Regions from separate parts of the Homo sapiens genome. Here region 1 is linked to region 2. A link is an interaction called in ENCODE POLR2A ChIA-PET data of the cell type or tissue named here. Cell type or tissue: MCF 10A. All regions are shown on one strand. Each heading gives the region's core, and the rest is flanking DNA. Links, peaks and the distances in the headings are about the cores only.

Region 1 (5,577 bases), core at 815-4,814, 290 kb before region 2:
CATCTTTACTAAAAGTACAAAAATTAGCCCAGCGTGGTGGCACGCACTTGTAGTCCCAGCTACTCAGGAGGCTGAGGCAGGAAAATCGCTTGAACCCGGGAGGCGGAGGTTATGGTGAGCCGAGATTGTGCCACTGCACTGCAGCCTAGGCAACAGAGTGAGACTCCGTCTCAAAAAAAACTAACTAAATAAATAAAATAAAAAAAGTAGCAACAAGGCCGTCCAATTCTAATTGCTGGTTGAGAGGTGCCCGACAATAAGTGTTATGAATTACAGAGAGGAATGAATCTTCCTAAGTTATTGTGCAGGACGGCATCCAGGAAAAGCTAGGACTTCAGCGGGGTCCTGAAGGGAACACTAGAGTAAAGTAGGTAAAATGCATAGGATGAATGAGGAAAAGGAGAGAACAAGACAAGGGGATGGAAATGACGATGCTTGTTTAGAGAGCATTGACTCTTCCAGGCCGCCTGTGACAGAGGGCTTGAGAAAGGAAGTTAATGACTAAATTGGTTTGCATGTGGTTGGTACTTAATATGCTTTTGTTTAATTTAATTGAAGGCACACTGGAGGAGAGTCTTGAATGTCAGCCTTCAGGTAATGGAAAGTCTTTGAAGTCTCTTGAGCAGGGGCCTGGCAAAATGAAATGACATCAGGAATTTCTGCTGTAGTTCAGGAATAACATAACAAAGGCCTGGATTGGGCCAGTCAGTGCATTTGCCGCAGGGATTGGTTCAAGAAAGTGGAAATATGTACCAAATGTATCCGTGCAGAGTGAATCCCTAGATTTTTGTGAGATGTTTAGGAGAAAAAAATAGGCCTCCGTGTGACAGAATTCTGGGCAATGAGATATAATTTGAAGTTTTAGAGTGGGACTTCCAGGAAAACTCCTTTAAAAAGTTAGGCTCCACAGGTATGCACCGTTTTTGCTCTTTTTGCTTTTTCCCTCATTCCTGAAAAGTGGAAGTGCTGGCTGGAGCCATGTAAGAAGGGCCAGGAGACTTACTGAGACCTTAGTCTTGATGCTGAGCCACCCAACCAATACTAGCAAATATCTTCCCGCCTCTTACTTACTACATGAGAAAAACGAATGCCTATCTTATTAAAGCCACTGTTATTTGGATTTTCAGTTATAGACAGCAAATCAGCTTCTGCTCACTTCTTGACCTTAATTTTCCAGTCTCTTCTCCCTCATTCCATTCTCTTATCCTTCATTTACACTTTCTGCTGTAGCAACAGCAAACTACTTTCAGTCCCACCAAGAGCCATGTCTTCTTGCTTACAGGCCTTTTATTAAATATATGCTATTCCCTTAGCTCCTCTCTCAACCTCACACTCTTCTCCTGGATAATTGCTATTCAACCTCTAGGTCTCACTAGAGGTGGCACTTCTTCCTTAGAGATGTCACTTTCCTAACCCCTACCACCACCACCATCTCACTTGCTTTCTGGGTGTAAAGCCTTTCCTGTGTATTCTAAAGCACACGTTACTCTCCATGAGAAAAGTTATACATCAAAGGGTTCTTCTGAGAATGCCATGCCTTCAAAATGCTCAACATATGGGAAAAGCACAGTGGGGGAGGAAGGTGTACACGCCCAGGTTAGTGGTGTAGTTTCAGTCTTTCCCAGAGAGCCTTGCTGCCTGATGACCTGTCAGAGACTGCTGGATTCCATTACTCCCAAGAGATGACCTTTTACCCAATAGAGTGGAAAACAAAAAATAGAGCAGCTTCATTCTTATCCTTGACCATATTGTTCTGACAGTCCACTTAAATCATAGACAGGCTCAGCCTATCCTTTCCCTCTGGAAATTTAATCTTTAGTTCACTTTAACATTCTGTGATGTAAAAGAGCCAACAGCATCTATTGTCAGTTTTATTCTGGTTTCAACCTTTATAGCAATATATTTTTCATTTAAAAATTAGCATTGTGTGGTTGAATAATTTTCTCTACCTTGTATTCCTTCCTTTTGCTTCTCTCTTTTCAAAGTGTTGGTCAGTCCTACTCTCTTGGTCTCCAGAAACATTTGTAGCAGGTCTGGAACAGTAGAGGAAGTTCTGGCTGTGTCCTGCAAAAGTCTGAGCCCTTAAGGAAATGCTTCTTTGCCCCTTTTTTTTCTCTCTCTCTAGACCAGAAAAGGATTACCTGTCCCATTTGTGGGGAGAAAAAGCAGAATGTGAGAGAGAGAAAGCAAGTGAGAGTGAGAGGTGGAAACAGAGTTGAGGTCTGAGAGGGTGAGAACCAGGAGCAGAGGGCACAAGTGCAGCCCCTTCCAGAAGGCCAAGGGAAAATGGCTGCATAGTGCATCTGGGGAAGGGACCACATGCTTCTGAGCAAACATTTCACTGGCGCACATGAGGCATGGAAACAGCAGAGAGGTGCCAGGCCTGCAGGCATTACACAGACAAGCATGATGGACGTCACCATGGTGACGTGTATGAACAAGCAGAAGCTGTTCTTCTGCTCTCCCACCACCCCTTCTTGAGGTCTGGGAACTTCCGGGAACAGAGTTCAGTGTCCAAGAACTCTGGCACCTACACTGGCAGGATAGGGGAAAAGCTCAAGGAAGATGAACGTTGTCAGGATGACTGACATCACCCTGTGTTGTGTTGGTTGTGTCCTACACAAAAGTGCCTGGCCAAGGGATGGGGGTAGAGGGTGGGTAAAAATCCAGTGTTCTCTGCAGCCCAAGCACTGCACCTAGAGGAAGAGGCTTTGTAATTTGTCCACCCAAGGTGTGTTTTGTGATTCTACTATCTGGAAGAGGTGCTTTCTGGAAATTATGTGCTGGTGGAGCCCTGAAAGTTAACTACTCCCACCCACCAAGAGTCAGAAATTAATGTAAACTATAGACAAATTCCATTTTCCACTCCTGAATTGTAAGTTCCATATTCACCACATAATGTTTGCCAGGCCTACATGATGAATTGCTGAGAAAATCAAATGAGATAACATATTTGAAGAAACTGTTTTAAAACTGGTGAAATGCACACAAATTTAAAGCATTATCATCAACAGCTTTGAGCTTTGGGGCCAGAACACTTCCTTTTGGTTCATATGATCAATATAAAACATTAAATTTTTCTTTGTACTTTACTTGGAAGTGGGAAGGGTTCTGCCTACAAAATTGCACATGCATTTTATTTATGTCATTGCAATTTGCTATGGAATTGTCATTCTAGGCCCTTAGATCATTTATTTATTTAACAAGCACAACACATGTTCTATGTACTATTAAATGAACACTGATGACACTAAAATTAAAAAATATAAAGTACCATGAAACTATTAAATTATTCTCAAAGGAATCAGAAAAGCAAACTTTCACAATGCCAAAATAATTTCCTCTTTTGGAATATCAGGACAAGTTTAAAAGGAAAATATTGTTTGTACATAAAACTAACTGGTTTTGCCCTACATTGTCACAGTAAGTTGAATCATATCCATAGAGCTGTACACAGGAACTCTATTTTTGGAATGGAATCCAATAAAACTTCTATCTTGGCTTTATAAAGGTCTTTCTCTCTTTTCCATTCCTAGCTCATTGTATTTTTTAAGCTCTAACTAAAATTACTTAGTAAATTATTTTTCAAGATGTGAATTCATTTAAAAAGTTGGTCCGCTGTAAAATATCTTTTTGCCATCAAAGTTGAATGAGCTCACTTTCCCGTATTCTTTTGTTTAAAGATGATGGAAACTGGTAGGAGGGAGAAGTTGGAGGGGGGAATGTTTGGAGCCTTCAGGACAGCCTGTGACAGGAAGTCCCAATGGAGCAACCCACAGTTACAGGAAGTGAGGAGCCTTTCTTCCCAGAGTCTTCTGCAGCTGTGTGGATCAAGGAGGCCACATTCCTGGTTCGACCTCCACTTAATTACTCTGACCAACAAGGCCTCAAACTTTGTCCCCAAAGTTGTAAGACTATTAATTAATTAATTAATTGATTTTTTTTTTCAGACAGATTCTTGCTCTGTCGCCCAGGCTGGAGTGCAGTGGCACAATATCAGCTCACTGCAACCTCTGCCTAATGGGTTCAAGCAATTCCTCTGCTTTGGCCTCCCGAGATGCTGGGATTACAGGCATGCACCACCATGCCCAGCTAATTTTTTTTCTATTTTTAGTAGAGATGGGGTTTCACCATGTTGGCCAGGCTGGTCTGGAACTCCTGAACTCAAGTGATCCTCCTGTATGGGCCTCCCAAAGTGCTGGGATTACAGGCCTATTTTTTGATTTAAAGAAAAGTTTTAGGCCAGGCACGGTGGCTCACACCTGTAATCCCAGCACTTTGGGAGGCGAAGGCGGGCGGATCACCTGAGGCCGGGAGTTTGAGACCCTCCTGACCAACATGGAGAAGCCCTGTCTCTACTAAAAATACAAAATTAGCCGGGTGTGGTGGTTCATGCCTGTAATCCCAGCTACTCGGGAGGCTGAGGCAGGAGAATCGCTTGAACCCGGGAGGCGGAGTTTGCAGTGAGCCCAGATCGCATCATTGCGCTCCAGCCTGGCAACAAGAGTGAAACTCGGTCTCAAAAAAAAAAAAAGGTTTTGACTCTTCATCAGTGAGAGTCTAGGCACTGCTGTGGGCTCCACCCACTAAAGAGCATCTCTCCTCTTGTTGAGTGAACCATTGCTTGAGACTGTTCCCAGGCACGAGGTGGAAGAGCTCGGTAAAACCAAACAATCTTTAATGAAAGAATGTCAAACTGAAAGTCAGCCAGATTTTATGTGTTCTTACCATCCACCCTGTTTTCTTAGTAAAAGTTTAATATCTTAGGGATACCAACCAGGTTGGATAAAAATTATACTAATAATTTAAAAAATCAATTGGTTAGAGGAAACAGAAGTTATTGACTTAGAGTCTGGGGATATTTATATTTAATATATTATATATAATATATGTCTAATATATTATATATGTTTAGTATATTATATATAATTTATATTTATAATTTTATAAATGTAAAATTTTATGAATTTTATAAATAATTTAAATGTAATAAATATTACAATTTAAAAATTTATAAAATTACATATATAATTATATATTTTTTATATATATATAATGACTTTTCTAATACCCCGGGTGGGATAAAATGTCCCAACAAGATACATTTACTTTTGACCTTCAGAGAAAAAAAAAGCGATTTCTAGCCTTTTTAATAAGAGATACCTTTAAACAAAAAGAAACATATTAAAGTTGAGAGAAAAATTTTCATTGATACAAATGAGATGTTCTTGAAATGATTGCCTTTGTTTCCAACATCACGGTGCTCAACTGCCAAATACATTATGACCTTTGGGGAAACCATAAAAGCTCATCATTTAAATGCACATTAATTCTTCTAGGTCCCTGGGTGTCATTAAGTAAATTACCAGCCCTAGACATCTTAGGGTGTCTTTGGGGCCTGAAAATATGTATGCTTATATGCTTTTCTCAAAGAAGGACCAGACCCCAGGATGGCTGGCCTGCCTGCCCTTCTCCCTGGGAATATCAAAATCAATCTCTTTTAAACTCACGTTTAATTCTAGGAGATTGCTGTCTATCAATGCTAGGAACCAGCTTTTGCTGAATTGTAACTGTGTG
Region 2 (5,577 bases), core at 677-4,676:
GGACCAAGAAGAATCTACTTTAAATTTCCATGCCATTTAAACCCCACATACTGTACAAGGCAAGGTTAGCGGCTATTGAAAATACCACTAGAAGAGGGCTATCTAACTACACAATTGATAGTATAACTAAACAAAAAAGACACTTTACAGTTTAAAAACAAACCTTACACAGCCTTACATTTCCGTTTTATTTTTCTTTAAAAGGAGTGAGTTGTATGGGAGGGTTAAATGCTTTATAGACAAGGAAAAGAAACTGTGCTAGAACCAACTTATTCAACATCATCTTCTTCTTCTTCACCATTTCTTCATTTTCCTCATCTTCCTATTCTTCCTTCATTGTCTTGCTTTTTTTCAGCCTTCATGGCTCGCTTTTTTGCTGTATCAGGCTTTTCTTTAGCTCGGTATGCAGCAATATCCTTTTCGCATATTTCCTTCAGCTTAGCAGCCTTCTTTTCATAAGGCTGCTTGCCATCTGCAGCAGTGTTATTAACATCTCTCCCAGTTTCTTTGCTATGTCATCAATGGGTAGGCCAGGATATTCTCCTTTGATCTTGGTGATACTCAGAACAGAACAAGAAAAAGCCCAAAAGAGGCCTCTTGGGTGCACTGGTTTCCTTAAACTCCTCTTTTGTTTCCCCTTTAGGAGGGATTAGGTTTTCATTTGTCTTTCATAACAGGTTTTGTCTGCCTTTGCCATGTCTTCAAATTTTCCTTTCTCTTTAGCAGAAATGGCCTTCCACCTCCCTGAGCACTCCTGAGACAACTCTGAGAAGCTGACCGAAGGAGCTGGATGCTGCTTCTTGTGCTTCCTCCCAGCAAGTCTATACAGAGAATGCATATGATGACATGTTGCCCCATGGCCTCTTAGGATCTCCTTTGCGCATGTTTAGTAATTTTTCCTTAGCCACCAACAGAGTGGCCCAGTGCTTATCAATTCTCACTTTCCCCAGCACTATTTCTATGGAGCTCAATGTACTGCAATAGCCATGACAGTGGGAGCCAGATGCTGCCTCTCATTAGATTCTCTTTATTGGAAATTTGAACAGAAAAATATGGAACGAACTTTATAATGAACAGTGGAATGGGAAGTGAGAGAATTTCAAGGGAATGAAAGCTATGGAAAGTCAAAGGCATGTGTCATCTTGAGTTACCAGGGGGCAGAAGAAGTTGGTCATTATAGAGAGGAGAATGGAACTGATGTGTAGAACGAAGCTGATAACATAAAAAAGCAAGAGACAAAAGACAGGTATAGAATGTCTCAGAGAAAAACAGAAATAGAAAAAATAGAGGCAGAGAAAGAGACCGAGAGAGAAGCAGACAGATGAAGAGATAGAGGTAGATAGAAACCTCACTCAGAACTGCCACCATCAGCTTAATCCCCCAAACTAGAAACCTCTGCAGACATCTCCCTTATCACCCACATCCAATGTTGTCAATTCTACCTTCCAAAGATGTCTTTAAGGGCTGGGCACGGTGGCTTATGCCTGTAATCCCAGCACTTTGGGAGGCTGAGGCAGGAGGATCACCTGAGTTCAGGAGCTCAAGACCAGCCTGGCCAACATGGTAAAACCCCATCGCTACTAAAAACACAAAAAATTAGCTGGGCGTGGTGGCAAGCACCTATAATTCCAGCTACTCAGGAGGCTGAGGCAGGAGAATAGCTTGAACCTGGCAGGAGGCAGAGATTGCAGTGAGCCACTCTGGCAGGAAGCAGAGGTTGCAGTGAGATTGAGCCACTGCACTCCAGCCTGTGAGACAGAGACTCCATCTCAAAAAAAAAAAGAAAAAAAAATTTCTAAGATGTGATTTTTTTTTTTTTTAAGTCCTGCTGTCACTGCCGTCCAGATCTTCATAAGTACTTGCTGGGACTATGGCAAAAACCTCACAACTGGTCTCTCCCTACCCCAGTCTATTTCCAGCACTGTTGCAGATCACACTATCTTACACTTTGGTGGCCACGTCTTCGGGCCTGGCGAAACCTGCCTCATCTCCTCTCCTGTGAGTGCTAGGTTCCTCCAGATCCCATTCTTCTGCCACAGCAAATCAGGCCCTGACCTTTGTAAATGGGATTCCCTTGGCTTTCTCTTCTGCATTTGGCAATCTTCCATCCTGCCTTCAAAATCTGGCTCAAAAATACCTCAGTAATGCCTTTTCACCTCTTTCAGGCAGAGTTATCTTATAACAAAGTTCCTACCTTTCCCATTATACCGTGAGCTTTTTTTTTAGTTATCTCAGAATTCCCAGGACACAGCAAATGTGCGTTGTCTTGAACTAAATTTGTGGAATTTCAGGTAATGAGGGAGCCAGGACACTGCTGGGTGGGTGGGCCAGCTCTTATGATTCTGCCCCAACCCAGAGCCAGCCCCTAGATTTTCAGGTTTTTGTCTTCATCCACGTTTATCCCCACAGATCCTCTGAAAGCTCCAAACAAAATTTTCCCCACAGCTCCATGGTAACCTCAGCAGAGGCTCCTGGAGGTGACAGTTCTGGGATGCAAAGAAGGGCGAATGAAGTGGGGCAGCTATTTGTCCATGTGAGTATTTGGACTTCCTTGATACACATAAGAGCAATTTCCTTCCTTTTTGCTTTGAATCCTAAGAAAATGCCTCAATAAAAAATACTTAGGGGAGCACATGAATTAACTCACTTTCCATCACCTGAACCACTTAGCGCTTCCAACAAAGCTTTGGGGGGAAATCTGTATTTAATCAATGTTGAAACAATCACTCTGATGCAGAAATGCACACAAAAAGAGGACCAGCTTTTATTTTGCGTACTGTATTCCTTTTGACAGTGATGACTAATGGAGTAAGATTTTTGTTCACTAGAAGAAGCTCAGTAGCATGTATCAGGGCAATTAACTTGGAAATCTGTGAATAAGCATGATTCAGGGGCCTATTGAACATCAACTTGCAGACTCTTATGAATCCTGGTTGCTTCCATTGGCTGAAAAAATACTGTAAAATCTTGAATTTTGCAGTAAAAAAAATTCATTTTGGTTGTGACTCCTACTTGAGTCACATGGTATCAGATGGAAAATGAGTAGGAAGGAGAGGATCGCTGCCAACTAAAAGGAGAGAGGCTAGTCTGGACAGAGCATTTTGTGGGACACAGATTTGATTGTAAGCCAACTATTTTAAAAATCCTCATTCTTGCAAGCTAGCACATGACCTCTTTCCTAAGGGTGAGGAGATTCCAGAGGTACATATTTGCCATCTGGAGTGGATGCAAATTCTAGTGCAATTCATCTAGAAACCTGCATCATTGAAATTAATCATCATGTTGAACAAGGAGAGCATGCTGGGGCAGGGAGGTCAGTTTCACTTGATAAGAATAGAATGCACATTCTAGCTGGGAATGTGCTGACATTCATTGCATTCAGGAAAATTCTACACAAAGCCTCTCTCTCTGGAGAGGATTCCTGAGAAAGAGAAGGGCTCACTGTGTGGCATAGAAATGAGAACCCCCTCAAAGCCCTGGCTTTTGAAGGTATCCAGAATCACAGTGATTCAATGCCATTGGATACTGCTCTTTTTCTTCCTGGGAGGGAAACATCAGTCCATCAGTTCAAACCCTACAGGGTTTTCTGTGTTTGTCCTAATCATGTTAGAAGCAGAACGCCTAGTTAGTAATCAAGCACCAGTTGGAGCTGTTTCCTACCAAACGTATGGTTTTGATTTTGAAGCCCTCCATTCATTGTTCTTTAGCACTGTGAAGGGCTTGTAACCAGCTAACTGCTTCTCCTACTTTGGTCTGGGGAACTAAATGCAAATCTGGCTGATACTTCAGATGGGCTAGGGCCAAATTTTGTTGGTTTTTGTTAATGCTGTTACTTATTTTTGAAAGAGGTGTGGACAAAAAAAAAAGGGCAAAAGTTGGAATGGTATTTGAAGTTTGCTCGTGGTGTTTTAGGGAAACAGGAACATATCACTATAAAAGACATTTCCTTCAATATGGGTAAGAGTTCCTCATTGATTCAACTGAGCTCTTGAAATCTGAAATGTTTAGGGAGCAGTAGAAATTTGATAAGGGATCATAGACTCAAGGGGATGAGAGAAGATTTGAAAAGTCATCGAATATAACTCCTTGATTTAGTAAAACCATAATTCGTAGTTTTCCTCTGATGAGTCACGGCCAGGAAGTAGATATTGTAGATGAGTCTGGGTCCTTGCACTTCTCAGCTTCTGTCATTTACAAATTCTACTTTGATGTCTCTGAAGATGACATCTGAATGTGCATGTGCAGAAGAAGTGGCATTGAATAGAACTGGTTTAAAATCCCTAATTTGCTACTTAATTGCTGTTTGAATTTGCATAAGTTATTGAACCCTCTAACCCTCAATTTCCTCATCTATAATATGGGATAATAATAACTACGCTGCAGGGATCATTTTAAAACTAAATTAGATAATGCCGTATGATATCTATATCTATATTCCTACTTTCCACCATACACAGCACTAATTTTTAAAATAAAATTAAAACAAAAATATAATCTATAATATTTGAATGTAAACTTAAGATAATGGATGCTGTTTTGCTGAAATTAAATGCATTTACACAGTGAATTTGAAAGTTTGTTTGAGTTTAGTAAGCCAGTAACATCAAATTCCACTGTGTAAGTGTCCTGGAATTTAATCAGAACCCAGAGATCTCTCAGCCTGTTTGCCATTATTTGCCATCGCATAATGGGTTGCCAGGTGCAATTTCACCTCTGTCTGAGACCATTGCTTGGATCAAAGAGGGCTCTTGTTTATCCAGCTCCCTATGAGACCAGGCAGGGCCAGTGGTGACCCTCCAAGCTGAGCTCAGCCAGAGGGAACCTGTGTCTTGGTGCTCAGTTCTGAACAGTCTCATAGACCCCCATACTTGAGTGGGCTTAGGGACCCATACCCTTCTAAAATCCACTGAGAAATCCTCAACAGAGGAGTTATGTGTTAACTTTATCTTTTAGAGGAATCATGTTGGCAGCAGCTTGAGGATAGGCTGGAGTGGCTAAGAATGACAAGGGAGTGGCAATTGAATCGTAGAAATACTTCAAACTCAGGCACCTCGCATTTAAAACACCACAGCACTTCCACGCATCACCAGCTTTACCTGCTTCTATTTTCCAGTATGAAGCTTCTGCTCCTGCCAATATGTTCTGTTTGACCTTCCCTGAATACACACTGGGTTTCCCTGCCTATTCAGCCCGTACTTATGTCTTTCTCTTCACTTATATATTCCTCTAGTCCTTATCAAAAATCCTAACCGTTCTTTTAGGGTCCATCTTCTTCACTCAGTCTTTCTTAGTTTGTTCAAATTACCTAATATGATTCATAAATTACCTTGTATTGAGGTATTTATGTTCCATACTGTGACTTGTCTCTTCCAGCAATTGGGTTCAAATGTGATGGCAGGCACACCTCTTGCACAAGCTGGTATTTTACCTGATTTTAACCTATGATGGCTCATTGTTCAATGTTGGCACTCTATAACTTGCTGAATAAATAGATGACTAAATAAACCACCCATTGACTCATCTTATAGGCACCCCTATATAGCTGTAAGGGAATTATTTAGTAACTGCTTAAAATGT

Evidence for each region. Peaks named below come from ENCODE experiments on the same cell type or tissue, not always from the same donor. Only the 100,000 strongest peaks of a DNase experiment are listed, where the experiment ranks them.
Region 1: POLR2A ChIA-PET joins it to region 2 with 5 read pairs; 2 of 35 experiments call an interaction of 5 or more read pairs at or near these places.

What each region holds. Positions count from the first base shown.
Region 1 is chr2:191,464,114-191,469,690 of GRCh38, reverse strand. No RefSeq gene overlaps it. Among named protein-coding and RNA genes, the nearest start is that of NABP1, 210 kb to the left of the region's middle. In MCF 10A, for the core only: no CTCF peak of the experiment used is centred there; no DNase peak of the experiment used is centred there.
Region 2 is chr2:191,169,540-191,175,116 of GRCh38, reverse strand. It overlaps the pseudogene HMGB1P27. Among named protein-coding and RNA genes, the nearest start is that of STAT4, 21 kb to the right of the region's middle. In MCF 10A, for the core only: no CTCF peak of the experiment used is centred there; a DNase peak (open chromatin) is centred at 3,146.